4 separate regions of the Homo sapiens genome follow, and all the other regions are linked to region 4. The links are chromatin contacts, found by Hi-C or POLR2A ChIA-PET in ENCODE. All regions are on one chromosome and are shown on one strand. Each heading gives the region's core, a stretch centred on a gene start or an enhancer-like site at or near the end of the contact. The rest is flanking DNA. Distances are from core to core; before and after follow the strand shown. Region 1 holds the start of SDF2 (stromal cell derived factor 2). Region 2 holds the start of CRYBA1 (crystallin beta A1). Region 3 holds the start of PROCA1 (protein interacting with cyclin A1). Region 4 overlaps SEZ6 (seizure related 6 homolog).

Evidence for each region. A loop is a pair of places that touch in the nucleus more often than their neighbours do. ChIA-PET counts read pairs that join two places held with the same protein, here RNA polymerase II (POLR2A). Pooled maps may share reads with other maps.
Region 1: a loop to region 4 is called in a pooled map, with 4 times the contacts of the local background. The contact joins the promoter of SDF2 here to the enhancer-like site in region 4. A Hi-C loop is called at or near these places in 1 of 50 pooled maps. POLR2A ChIA-PET finds 5 or more read pairs at or near these places in 2 of 52 experiments (K562 and naive thymus-derived CD4-positive, alpha-beta T cell).
Region 2: a loop to region 4 is called in a map of Caco-2, with 4 times the contacts of the local background. The contact joins the promoter of CRYBA1 here to the enhancer-like site in region 4. A Hi-C loop is called at or near these places in 2 of 168 maps with a recorded cell type or tissue (Caco-2 and body of pancreas).
Region 3: a pooled map shows a loop between it and region 4 (3-fold over the local background). The contact joins the promoter of PROCA1 here to the enhancer-like site in region 4. A Hi-C loop is called at or near these places in 3 of 37 single-sample maps with no recorded cell type and 8 of 50 pooled maps. POLR2A ChIA-PET finds 5 or more read pairs at or near these places in 4 of 52 experiments (CD4-positive, alpha-beta T cell, Caco-2, WTC11 and 1 more).

The regions. Positions count from the first base shown.
Region 1 is chr17:28,660,197-28,663,662 of GRCh38, forward strand. It overlaps SDF2 (stromal cell derived factor 2), which reads right to left and starts at 1,710. Exons shown (of 3, transcript NM_006923.4): 1 at 1,530-1,710. The coding sequence starts at 1,680. It overlaps SUPT6H (SPT6 homolog, histone chaperone and transcription elongation factor), which reads left to right and starts at 2,009. Exons shown (of 37, transcript NM_003170.5): 1 at 2,009-2,146. RefSeq lists enhancers at 1,397-2,596, 1,958-2,027, 2,125-2,799.
Region 2 is chr17:29,244,947-29,248,329 of GRCh38, forward strand. CRYBA1 (crystallin beta A1) reads left to right here and starts at 1,913. Exons shown (of 6, transcript NM_005208.5): 1 at 1,913-1,948. The coding sequence starts at 1,918.
Region 3 is chr17:28,710,031-28,713,360 of GRCh38, forward strand. It overlaps PROCA1 (protein interacting with cyclin A1), which reads right to left and starts at 1,858. Exons shown (of 5, transcript NM_001366301.1): 1 at 1,540-1,858. The coding sequence starts at 1,630. RefSeq lists enhancers at 523-1,298, 1,299-2,074, 2,633-2,712 and a silencer at 1,093-1,592.
Region 4 is chr17:28,981,206-28,984,216 of GRCh38, forward strand. SEZ6 (seizure related 6 homolog) reads right to left here. Exons shown (of 17, transcript NM_178860.5): 2 at 166-834. The region is part of intron 1 of LOC105371716 (a long non-coding RNA gene); the gene reads left to right. Among named protein-coding and RNA genes, the nearest start is that of SEZ6, 23 kb to the right of the region's middle. RefSeq lists an enhancer at 1,622-1,671. Within about 2 kb of position 1,251, at least 12 of the 41 ENCODE cell types and tissues checked have a DNase peak (open chromatin) inside an H3K27ac peak, as active enhancers do; they include CD4-positive, alpha-beta T cell, where a contact is called at or near this core.

The sequences.
Region 1 (3,466 bases), core at 460-2,959, 320 kb before region 4:
GCAGTACAGTCCAGCCTCGGCAACAGAGGGAGACCGTGGAAAGAGAGAAGAGACAAGAGAGGGAGACGGAGAGGGCTACCTGTAGTTCTTAAACAATTGTTGAGGGTCAGGACAAAAGCATTTGTATTTTTAACAAGTTTCTCCAGTTATTCAAATTAATCCCAGATAGAGAATCACAGTTCATTCTGGGCAATTTCATCTACAACCCTGACATCTTCAACCACAGTCTGTACAAGATGTTATATTTAATGTTGTATCTCAGGCTCAGCACAGATCCCTTTTCTGAGCTCCGGACTGAACCTGGTTCCCAAATCTGGCTGTCCATCAGAACCACCTGAAGAGCTTTTTAAACCTACAGATTGCTACTGCCAAGCCTCTGTCCACCTCCACTCTAATTCAGTAGATCCAAAGTAGGAAACCAAAACAAAGTAAAAAATAAGCCTGACAACATGGTAGGTGTTCACTGAATGGGTGCTAGAATTATTAAGACATCGCAGTGATGATAACTCATGTCCTTGCCTAGTCTGACTGATCAGATGGGTTTTGGGAATCATGAACCAGACTAGCCCACCTGACAGAACTCTTTCCTCCCTCAGCAAACAGCATCATCAGTCATTCAAGACAAAAATCTACCAGCTATCTTAGATGCCTCTCACATCTCACTAGCTGACCTTCATTCTTTTTTTTTAACTTTATCTTTTTTTTTCAGGCAGATAAGACTTTCTTTTTTTAGTCTGTTTTTATTATATTGTAATTTTCTTGACTGATTATCACCACCGAATCTCCTGTATGTAGTACAATTCTAGCCATGTAGTAGGAACTCATTAAGACCTATGCTGAATGAATCCACAAATAATTTATTACTAAACATTTTAATTTCAAACGCTAAAAAAAAAAAAAAAAAAAAGCAGTTTTCTCTGCAATTCCTGTCACTGCTCCAAGTTTCTTACAAGAAGGAGGTTAAGGTTTGGGTAGAAGGGGGCCAAAGATGGAAACTGAGGAGCAAGTGTAAGATGCAGAAGAGCTGGAAGACAAAGGGTTGTAGTCAACGAGTGAGCTCTTGGAGTTTAAAGTTTCACAGACAGTACTTACTGTAACTTTAAAATTTCAGACACAGCACTTACTGTAATTTTCTTGTCTCTAAAGCAGGCTTTGAACCTGGATAGATTTGGATAGAACCCCGACTTTGTCATTTGCTAACTGCAAGGCTTTGAATAAACGATTTAATTTCTCTGCGTCTGTTTCCTCATCTGTGAAATGAGGATAACAATACTGTCCACCTTACAACAATGTTAATAATCGGAAAAAGGACATAGGTAACGTGCCTGGCCTGTAGCTCACCAAATATTAGGTGGTGTTGCGATTAAGATGCCTTAGAACAATTCAGTTCTCCGACTCTCTAGACCTGAGGAACCTTCCCAGGGAACCCCTAACTTTCCCAGACCACACTGTCAGATATTCTATAGGCCCCGCCCCTCCAGAGCCTCCGAGTCCTCCCTAGCCCACCCGAGCCCGGTCCCCAGCATTACCTGACCCATAGCGCACGTCGTGTGAGTGCAGTCGGACGTTGTGGCGCGTATTGAGTAGCTTCACCACGGAGCCGCAAGTAACGACACCCAGGCTGGACGCTCCCACAGCGCTCCACAAACCCCCCAACAACAGCAGAGGTACTACAGCCATCCTAACTGTATCGCGGAGCCCCAAATCTTCGAAGAAAACTCGGCCCCTCCCCGGAACCGGAAGCTAATGGCGAAACCACGGAGAGAAGGAAGTGAAGAAGCCCGAGTCTGATCTTTATGGTTTATTTGACTAGAGCGGCCTGAGAAACCGGCTGAGCCTGGTTACTTACGATACTCTCGCTCTGTTCCAGGGGCTCAGTGACAGCTGCCTTCCTGAGCCGCTTCGGTTACCTTTCGCACCCACGAGACGAAAGCTTCCGAGAGCGGGAGAGAGAACAAGAAATGGCCCGCCCACTCCCGGTGACAGGGAGCCGGAAATGACGTAGCACGTTGACGCAGCAGCGGCGGCGGTGGCGGCGGAGGGGCCGTGCGGTGGGTCCGTACTATCTTTTCCCAGTCTCGGTTCGACGACTCCATTTTCCTCGGTGGGGGCTTAGCGCACTGGAGGAGCGGCGGGCTTCAGACAGGTAAAGTTCCGACTGGAGAGCGTGTTTCTCGCAGGAGTCAGGTGGGGAACCGGGCTCCTAGGGCCTGGTCACGTAAGGGAAGAGGCAGTGGGGAGCCGTATGCGGGAAGAAGGGGGAGCCTGGCCTTCCCTGCTCTATGGGGGGAAGGGGGAGGAAAGCGCTGTAGTTGCTCAGAGTCCGAAAGCTTTTCCCAGCCCAGTGACACCCGGAACCCGTGAATCGGGTGGCACGTTGAATCAACAGGCTTCCTGGCATCCCGTCCTTCTCTCCGCAGGTTTTTAAAACTGGGCCACGCAAAAGGATTGGGGATGGAAGGGACCTGGGGCTTCTGAGCCAGGATCAGGTGATCGAGTTGTTTGTTCTGGGGATATGAATCCTGTGGAGCTTTCAGCAGCTCGGCCATCAGGCTAGAGGGCGATGCCAAATTCCAGCTCTTTACATATTGCTGAATAATACAAATAGAACTTTTTGTAGATGGTTGCATCCTTCATCCCTTTCTAAAGATCGAAGGTCTTGTAGAAGTCCTAAAGCCCGTCCATTCTCTATAGATTCATTTCCTCAAACGTTTGCCAGAGGCCTATCATGAACATCAAAATTAGTTATTAAGTCAAAACTCCATCTTCTAGTTTCTACCTTTCTCCTCAGGCACTCCTTTGAACCAGCTGGAGAAGTTAATTTTCCTGGGTTGTTGCAAGAACTGATACTTATTTCAGAGGGCTAAGATCTCTGAAAATACTTCCGTGGAAATTCACTGTAATATCAAAAGTAACAAGGGTGTATGAAGCTACATCATTAATGAGCATTAGGGAGTGTAAACAATATTGAATTTGATTAATTTCTTCGGAAAAATGTCTGGTTCCACTGTTTATCTGGAAGTTACCAGTTTGTAAGTCTTCAGTGTTTTGATTACAGAAACATAACTGCTCTTCCATCAGCTGTGAATTTAGAGCCCTTTTTTACGAGTAATGTCCCTTTCACCAGTACAAGTACATTTTTATTCACTTGGCTTGTGTGGCTGCTAGATTGGATTAGCATAGCCTTGCAACTCTAGGAGGTTTTAACTTCATCAGGAGATTAATTACATCAGAAAGTGGTACCGTCTGGAGAGGCTTAGTCAAATTTTACAGTTCTTCCTCTGAAAGCCTACCTAGTGTGGTGGAAACATGATCTTTGTAGGCAAATACGTTTGCCCTGATTCTATATTCTTGACCTTAATAAATGGCACTACCATCAGTCCTGCCTGTAATCCTTGTCTTCCTTCCTGTCCACTATTTCCCAATAAAATCAGTCACCAAATCCTGTCTCTCCCTGAAACTGTTC
Region 2 (3,383 bases), core at 663-3,162, 260 kb after region 4:
AATATCTGTGATGCTTGCAGAACACATCTTCCCCTTCAGGGCCCCTGCGGAGGCCCACGATTCCCCTACCTTACCTTCATCAAGTGTCCTGAAGTTTCTGGGAGAAGTCATTTTACACTTTAAGGTACTATACGCATAGTAACTTGGGCCTGTGAGATTTCCAAAGACCTAAAACAATTCAGTAAAACGTCAAAATTGGCCGGGCACAGTGGCTCACGCCTGTAATCTCAGCACTTTGGGAGGCCGAGGCAGGCAGATCACTTGAGGTCAGGAGTTCAAGACCAGCCTGGCCAACATGGTGAAACCCTATCTCTACTAAAAATACAAAAAAATTAGCCGGGCATGGTGGCAGGTGTCTGTAATCCCAGCTACTCAGGAGACTGAGGCAGGAGAATCACCTGAACCTGGGGGGCAGAGGTTGCAGTGAGGCAAGATCGCACCACTGCACTCCAGCCTAAGCAACAGAGCGACACTCTGTCTCAAAAAGAAAAAAAAAATTGGTTTTGAAGGTGTGGGTGGCAGGAATTCTCGCCCCTGGCCTGGGTGAGCTAGAGGGGAGAAGCAAGGACATCTAGGTCCCTATCACCGCTTGCCTAGACAACTTCACAGGAAGGCCCCCGGGAATCTGAGATGGAGCAGGTGAACCCTTTACATCTAGATGGTGAGTCCAAAGGAGGTATTCAGAAGGTTGCCTTCTTCCCCTTCCTACTGCTGCCCAACGATGACCCGCAGGCTGAAAGAGCCCTTTCCTCCTGGAACTGATGTGGGACCTGGCCTGTTTGGGAGCAGAATGGTGAAAGGAATTAACATGGAAGACAAAGGGACAGGCAGCCAAGATCATTTGAGGAGGAAAAATTGCTTCATTTCTAGGCTCCTTCCCCTTTTGAAACAGATAAGTTACATCCATTATATGCTCAGTGTTTATATTCAGAACTGCAGTTCTAGCCAGGGGGGTCTCTTTCCTCTCCTGGAATTTTTTGGGCCATTTATGCATTACTCCTGAGGGAGGGCCAGTGCAGGGCAGTGACTTTGGTGTTGGTTAGAACTGGATTCGAGTCTTGGCTCTGCCATTATAAATACTGTGACCTTAGGCAAGTCACCTGATTGTTCTCTTAGTTTCTTAATCTGGAAAATGGAGGTGAAAATAGCACTGTTGTGGTGGCTGTGAAAAAGTATTTCTTTCTTTTGTTGTGGAAAAGTATTTAATTCAAACTTTTTAAGTAAAGCATTTAGCACATGTCTAATATATAGGAATTATTCAATAAATGGTTTAATTCTTTTTTAAAAAACCCAAAAGTTATAGCTCCAAAATTTTTAAAGAAAATTGCAAAATTAAAAGGAATATTTAATAAAATAGCTACAGAGAGACACATGTCTGCTAGTCAACTATAATTGAAGTCAACCCTTACATAGTTATATATAAATACAGCATAATAAAGATTCCCAAGAATACAATGAACCATTTTTTCTCATATTGAGTTCAGAATTACAATAATTCTTTCACATTTTTAAACAACAAGAAATGCACATCTGTATGGAAGTGAGGTGCATTTTGATGTGTTTGATATGACATGGGGTCTCCCAGGGTCTTAAGGTCTTAGGAAGATCCCAAGGTGGTGTGAGGAACCTGGAGAAGGACAAGAGACAAGTACTCATGGCAGAGACTTCTGTCCTCACCCCCTAGCTGCTCTGAGAGATTAAGAAAGCCAAGGCCTGCAGCAGCCAGCCATGCCCACAACAGAGGGGCCTCTCTGGATTTCTGTATCCCTGGTTTAAACAAAGGCCCCAGCAAGCTGAGCCACCAAAGCTCTGGGGATCATGAGGAACAAAGGCAGAGGGAGAGCAGAGTGCTGACAGGGCCAGAGGCCAGAGGCCGCAGGGCTATAAAGAGGAGGGCCACAGAGCAAGTGGTACCAGATGGAGACCCAGGCTGAGCAGCAGGAGCTGGGTGAGTAAGGCCCTCAGGGTGCCCTTGCCCTTCCTCTCCTTGCCCTGCAGAGACATGCCCAGGAGAGGGCCCAGTTCTCCTGCCTAGTGTGTAGAGCCTTCTAGGGTGGCTGGAGAAGAGTGGGGAACTCTGGCGGAAGACAGCCTTCTCTTGTCACCCCAAGAGGAGTCACTTATATAGCAATAACCACTGCCCTAGCAACTAAGGCTGGGGGATGGGCATGGGCCCCCAAGAAACGAGCAGGGAGAAGGTATGGGAGCAGGACCTGGGAAATGTTGCTTATTCAGAGATTCAGAATGGAAAAATATATTACAGAGTTGACATGCATCATTCCTGGGCCCAATACCAGCCAGGAGGAGGGCCATGAATATCTGTCCTAAGAAACCTAATACACACCTGCCTGTCTTCCTTCTTCCCTTCCTCCCCCACTTTTCCTTCCTCTTTCTTGCTCTGTCCTTCCTTTTTTAAAACTCGTCCTACCATCTTCACTGTCTACCTAACCTCTTTGAGCCTCAGTATCCTCATCTGTAAAATGGGGATAATGATAATTCTTAATTCATAGTCTGTATGTGAAGATTAAATGCATGAATGCATGTAAAGCATTTAAAACAGGGCCGGACATGTAGATAGCCATTTTTGAGTGTAAGTATTATAACTCTTTTCTTCTTCACTTTCCTTCAATAAGTCTTTTTCAATGTCCCCCTGATCCCTCATCTCCACATGTGCTCAGCACGATGCTATACCAATCCCCTAGAAGACCGAGGCCTTGCCATTGAGGTGCTCACCAGGACATCCAACCAGAACACAGATTGGTACTGTGATGAGTGCTATAAATCAAGAAAGCAAGCAAGTGGCTGTGGGCTGGAGAAGGCAGGAAAGCCTCTGAGAAGGCAAGGTCAAGGCTGGGTAGGATCTAGGAGATAGAAAAGCAGAAAGGAATGGCCAGGCGCCGTGGCTCATGCCTGTAATCGCAGCACTTTGGGAGGCCAAGGCGGGCAGATCACCTGAGGTCGGGAGTTCAAGACCAGCCTGACCAACAGGGAGAAACCCCGTCTCTACTAAAAATACAAAATTAGCCGGGCGTGGTGGCACATGCCTGTAATCCCAGCTACTAGGGAGGCTGAGACAGGAGAATCGCTTGAACCTGGGAGGCGGAGGTTGCGGTGAGCCGAGATTGCGCCATTGCACTCCAGCCTGGGCAACAAGAGTGAAACTCTATCTCAAAAAAAAAAAAAGAAAAAGAAAAGCAGAAAGAGGCCAGATAAGGATGAGACCGTGAAGGGTTACGAGGGAGTCTGGGGCTTGGGATCCTGGCATGGCTGGCTGTTTGGCCAGTCACATGAGGGGTCTGGCCTAGGTGGTTGCCAAAGAGTTTATATTGCAGACAGAGGTAATGCTGTCACCTGAAAGCAAGTGAGAGGACAGGGTCTCAGTG
Region 3 (3,330 bases), core at 608-3,107, 270 kb before region 4:
ACTGCACCTGCTTTTCAGCTCCAACACTACCAATTCCTCACCCTCTGGTTTTACTCAATCTGGACTCCACAGCCTCCCTTATCCACCCTGGACCCTAAAGTCATGCCGCTGGGACCTCAGCCAGGGTGAGGAACCAAAACTCCTCTGCCTTGCTGTTTCAGGAGCCACCATGAAAGAGACACACATGGCCAGGCGCGGTGGCTCATGCCTGTAATCCCAGTACTTTGGGAGGCCGAGGTGGGCGGATCACGAGGTCAGGAGTTCAAGACCAGCCTGACCAACATGGTGAAACCCCGTCTCTACTAAAAATAAAAAAAAATAAAAAAAATAGCTGGGCGTGGTGGCGCGCGCCTGTAATCCCAGCTACTCAGGAGGCTGAGGCAGGAGAATTGTTTGAACCCGGGAGGTGGAGTTTGCAGTGAGCCGATATTGCGCCACTGCACTCCAGCCTGGGCGACAGAGCGAGATTCCATCTCAAAAAAAAAAAAAAAAAAAAAAAGCACACATGCAGGGTCAGAGCCTGTTTACTCTCCACTCACTAGCTCCCCCAGAGCTCGGACACCCATCAGCTCTGTTTGTGAAGGAGACGAGGGGAGGAAGGACAAAGGGGGAGACGAATTTAGTAACTCTCTTCAGAGCTGAGAAAAGCAATCTGCTCTTTAGTTCCAGAGGACAGGAGGAGACCTCTGACCAGCAGCAGTCCAGAGTTCCTGCAGCAGGAGTGACTGACAACACACACAATGAATGAGGAGGGTGATAGGGTGAAAGAAAGTGGGAGGCTTATGGCGTCTTTCCCCGTGAGGCGTTAATCGGCGCACAAAGGCCTAACTCAAAACTCACAAGTTATGCTCATCTGTACAGAATCCTCCCCGTCCTGCGGGGCCGAGGAGCTCTCCTCGACCTCGAGGCACTGGGGGTGGGCACCAGAGCAGCCGAAAGGAGTAGGGTGGGAAGGGAGGGAAGGAGTAGGGCGGGAAGGGAGGGAAGAAACTAGGAGAGGAAGGAGGGAAGAGGAGGAAGCAAGGGAGGGGCAGTGCGCCCGCGTCTCCTTGGAAATGCCTCTCTGGCCTCGCCGCCGCGGAGGTAATTGTGATGCCACGGGTGGAACCCTCAGTCTCCTTGGTCCACCCTCAGGGTCGATGGAACCGCCCGCTCCCGCCCCGGCGTCCGGGTGGGCGCTGGTCCACGGGCTCCAGCCAAGGCCGGCGCTTCAAGGGCAGCGGCCTGCGCCCGGTGCCACCCAGTCCGATAGCCGAGCGTTCCAGCTCTGGCTGGAACCAGACTTCCCGCCCATCCCGCGGGCGACCCAGCAGGGCCTCAGGACCCCAGTCCTCAATCATTGGCCCGCGGCTCGACGCGAGCCCGCCCCCGGCCCTAGCTCCGCCCCGGCCCTAGCTCCGCCCCGGCCCAGCACTGGGCCCCGCCTCTCTCGTTGGTTTGCCCGTCTCCCTCGTCGGTTTGCCGGCTTCCCGCGTGCGCCGCTCGGGGTCTGCGAGCCGGGCCGCGCCCTCTGCCCAGCCCCTGCCCCGCCCCTCTTACCGCGGCATCTGCTCTCATCCCACGAGCGGGCCTTGGGCTCGGTCTTTTCCTTAGTCCATCTTTCAATTGTGAGCGTCGTCCTGACCCACATCGCTCTCCGCCCAGGTCTTCGTCTCTACAGGACTCTTGCGTGAAGTCCAACCCTGAGCCTCAGCCCGGCCGAGCCCTCGGCCCAGCCGTGAACTCCAGTCTCGGCTTCGCCCCCGCCTAGCCCCTAACCCCGCCTCATGCTGGCGCAGCCCCCGCCGGCCTCCCCAGCCCGGCTCCAGGCTGCGTAGTCTTCCCAGCTGGGTCTCAGCGTCAGCCGCGTTCTTCATCCGGGGCCTCCGGCGCCTCCCAGGCCCCTCTTTATCTCAGACCTTAACCTTACAGGCCCAGCTCTCACCACCCATCTCTGGTTCCAGCTTGCAGTCCAAACCCCAGATTTTCACCCTGCCTCCAGATCGTAGCCCCAATTCTTAGTGTTACAACGAGCCTTGCCCCCAGCCCCATTCTTAGCCCCGCCCCGGCCATTCTCTAAACCGCACACTCCCGTCCCGCTCCCCGCCCCACCGACCCTTGGGAACCCAGCCGCAGCCCCGCCTCTGCCCGCTGGCGAGAGAGCGAACCCCATCTCTACAAAAAATACAAAAATTAGCTAGTTTAGTGGTGCGCACTTGTAGTCCCAGCTACTCGGGAGGCTGAGATGGGAGGATCCCCTGAGCCCAGGGAGGTCCTGGCGTCGCCATTTCCCCTCCACCTTCCGGGCTTCGAGGTCCCTCCGCCTCTGGTGGAGCCCGGGCTTCCCCTTTCTCCGCCCACAGGCCTCTCCGAAGACCTAACTCCGGGCTGAGGACCTGATGTCGGCTCCCAGCCCCTGCGCCACCCCGCAGCGTTCCCGCCCCTGGCCCCCAGGGGACACCCTATTCTAGAGACAATACTGCCCAATAGAGAGTCGTAAGCTTATCCTGATAGACAATCTGGAGAACAGGGCAGGCTGCATTCATAGGAACCTCATCCCAGTGACACCCCTCACGCCCTCAGGTACAACATACACACTCTGCGCATGCATATATCACACACACACAGAATATACTCACCACACACAGACTAATACAACATGCACACGGAACACAGAACTCCCACACCCGGTGCAGCACAAACACCACACCTGGACTGTGGTGCTGGCTTCACACACATCTGTTAACAGGCAAGGCAAGGGTGAGGAGCCCAGTGCTGCGAGGGAACAGAAATGGAAAAAACAATCACAGGAGAGTGTGAAAAGAAGTTATGGCCATATCGACGACATTCCATGCACCACACCCCTCCATTTCTCTTGGCACCAGCTTCCAAAGCCAGGATGAAGAGGAGGAGAAAGGATGGGGTCCACACCTTGTTTTCTCCACCATCATCCAGGGGCTCTGCTGCTGCTACTATTGCTCTGCCTGATCCCCACCTTCACTTTCCTCCAGACCCAAGTCCGGAGTGGGTAGGGCTGCTGCCCAGACCCTCCTTCCCGTGGTAGCTCTAGAGAGTCTAGGAACTGCGAGGGAGGGGAAGCCAGGAGAAGGGAAGTGTGCAGAAAAACCAACCATCCTGGTGAGAATGGAACCAGGAATGGAACAGACAGAGCACTTGGCAACTGGGAGCCAGAATCTGCCTTCTAACTTGGACACCCCCTTAGCCTCCCAGGATGACACGAGGCCATAAGTCCTCCTTTGTTGACCCAGATGTCTGAGGTGCTTCCAGCTACTCTGGAACTCTGGGTTAGATGTCAACAGGGAGCCAGGGTCTTGGTCACCTTTCTTTCTT
Region 4 (3,011 bases), core at 1-2,500:
GATTTGAGCTCAGGTCTATCTGGGTCCAATCTACATGCCTCCTGCAGGCTGGCCCTTGGTGCCAAAGGGCAGGGCAGGCTGGCACAGTGTCAGAGACAGGCTTTTAGGGGCCCCGCAGCCTCCCCCATCCCCATTTCCACATCTGCAAGCCAGCAGGTAGCTGACCTGGTGTCTGGACTGTGGTGATGGTGGTGGTGATGATGGTGGTGGTAGTGGTGGTCTCCTCATCATCTCCTGAAGCTGTGGAGGAGGTGATGGTCCCCTGGATCCCGATCCCTGCGCCCTGGGACACAACCTCTGCAACCCACGGCCTTCCCATGTCTCCAGGACCCTCTTGGGTTGGTGTCCAGGCTCTGCTGGGGGGTGTAGTGCTGGCTATCTCCCCTGGGCCTAGGGTGGGCACTGCCATGCTGGGCCCTGGAGGTAGGGGAGCTGTGATTCGAAGCATAGGGGACTCTGACTCCGGACTCCAGGGTCCCTCCTTGGACTGGGGCTGAGTGGGTACCGCAGCCATGGCTGGAGTGGGGCTGGTAAAGACAGGGCGGCTGTCCTGGTTGGCCAGGCGGGGAAGGGGACTTGGGGTGAAGGGTGCAGGTGGGTCAGGCTGGAAGGGCAGTGCTGGCCTCAGCTCCTCATCTCCCTTTTCCAGCCCCTCTTGTAGGAATTCCTCAAGCAGCGGGTGGTGGTTGAGCAGCTTCAAGGTGGGGGCTGTTGTGACAAAGTGGACGCCTCGTTCTGGCTGCTCAGGTGTGGGGGCTGCTGTCAGCTCGCCATCTGTCTCCTCGATGCCTGGGGCTTGTCCTTTCCCCACGGTTGGGGCCTCTAAAGAGAGTCCTGAAATAATAAGGGATGGTCAGAGGTTCTCCCCCTGCTCCAGAGAGCAGCATCACGCCCAACTCGAGTAGTGGGGGGGCCCGCTCTCTTTTGACAGACAGCCCTGAGGAGCGTGCTCACTGCTGAGAATCACGGAACTACAGAATTTGTGAACTGGAAGTGAGGTGCTATTACATACTTCAAGGGTGGCACATGAGATACTCTTTCTCCTCCAGCACCAGAGGCAGGCATTTCTAGCCCATCCGTGCACTATTTCCTACTGTTCTCAGGTTCAGCCTCAGAATCCTCCTCAACACAGCACTCCACGAGGTCACACCTGACACCTCAGACTGACATGACAAATATTTGCCATCCCTAATGAAGAGCAGAGGCCTTATTTTACTAGTGAGGAAATAGGCCAGAGAAAGGAAGTGACTTGCTCAAAGTCACGCGACCAGTTGAATTGAGATGAAAACCGTAAGTGTGTCTCCCACCACAGTGTCTTTCCTGTCTGAGATGATAGGGCATTCAAGTTCATTTCCTGTTCTCAGTGAACCTGCTGGTCATTAGCCTCAGGAAATGCGTCACATATTTGGGATTTTATTTTAGATTTCCTCATGGTTGCATGACTTCTTTTTTTGTTTGTTGGTTTTGAGACAGTGTCTCGCTGTGTGGCCCGGGCTGCAATGCAGTGGTGTGATCATGGCTCCACTGCAGCCTCAACCTCCCAGGTTCAAGCGATCCTCCCACCTCAGCCACAGTCCCCACACCCCCACTTCTAGTAGCTGGGACTACAGGTGCATGCCACCATGCCTGGCTAATTTTTAGAATTTTTGTAGAGATGGAGATCTCACTATGTTGTCTGGGCTGGTCTCAAACTCCTGGGCTCAAGCAATCCTCTCACCTCAGCCTCCTAGGGATTACAGCATGAGCCACCGCACCCGACCATGGGTGCATGACTTCTTTGTTAGGGGCCCAGTAGTTTCTCTCCGTTCTCAGGAAATCATTTCTTTTGTACTCATTTCTGTTTTTATGGTCCTTCTAGAGCAGTAATATGAGTAGAGTGGGAAGAGCCAAGTTCTGGAGCTAGGCAGACATAACTTCAAATCCCAGATCCACTACTCTAGGGCTGTGTGCCCTCAGGCAAATAACCCAAACTCTCTGAAGCTCAGTTTTCTCATCTGTAAAATTGGGTTTCCTTTTTAGGATTGACTGAGATAATATTACATCCCGTCTCTATTTGATATGTCCCCCTGAGTTCCCTTAATCTTTCTGGTGACACTAATCAGGTTCCATCTAGGGCAGGGTGAAAAACAGGTGTAGAATGGAAATCTAGCATGCTACCCACCCACTCCCTAATCCATGGCAGGCATTGCTAATCAATTTTGGTTATTTCTTGCTAAGGCCACCTGGTCCTTAGCAACTTCCCTCTCACAATGTTATTCAGGCAGCCACTACCAATCAATGAGATTGGCTCTGGGGGATGAAACTGATTTGCTATCTCTGGTCTGAGGTACAGATTGCTCTGCTATTGATTGTGTTGACTTATTCAACCACATAGCTGGAGAGATGATGCATATTCTGCTTGTGGCCCATTCGGCTCCCCAGATCCTTAACTGCCAAGAAAAGGTCAATGAATGCTGGCTCCAGATTCAGCTCATACAGAATTTTGCCAGCTCTGAGAAGCCTGGGAGGATATTTCTGATCCTTACAGCTCTCAAAATGGCTGCATGAGGACTTGAAGGGAAACACAGCCGGGGTGAGATCACAGAGTTTGCAAGGAGAAGGTCGCTTCCTCCGCACGTCTGGTGGTGGGGCTGTCATTCCAGAGGCTCACACCCACTCCATAGATTGGCAGGCATGAGGAAGCAGCAGATGGCCTACGTTCTGTTCAGGAGACCATAGCAGCTCTGATGTGTCAGACAAATGGGAGGAGGGAGGAAATTGGGTGGGGGAGGTGGGTACAGGTTGGAGGGCTCTCCATTCTTCTGGGTCAGAGGAGCTTGGGCACCCCACATCCCTGAGAAACCAGGACCAACTGCTATCTCCTGAGATGCCCACTAAAGCAGCCCATCTGTGTCTTGGCATTGTGTGCCAGCCACTGACAACACCATCCAATCTAGATGTCCAGCCAGGCCCACACCCCCCAGAGCAGATGGTCCACCAGTGCCTGTCTTTCATCTGAATAAGTTACGGAA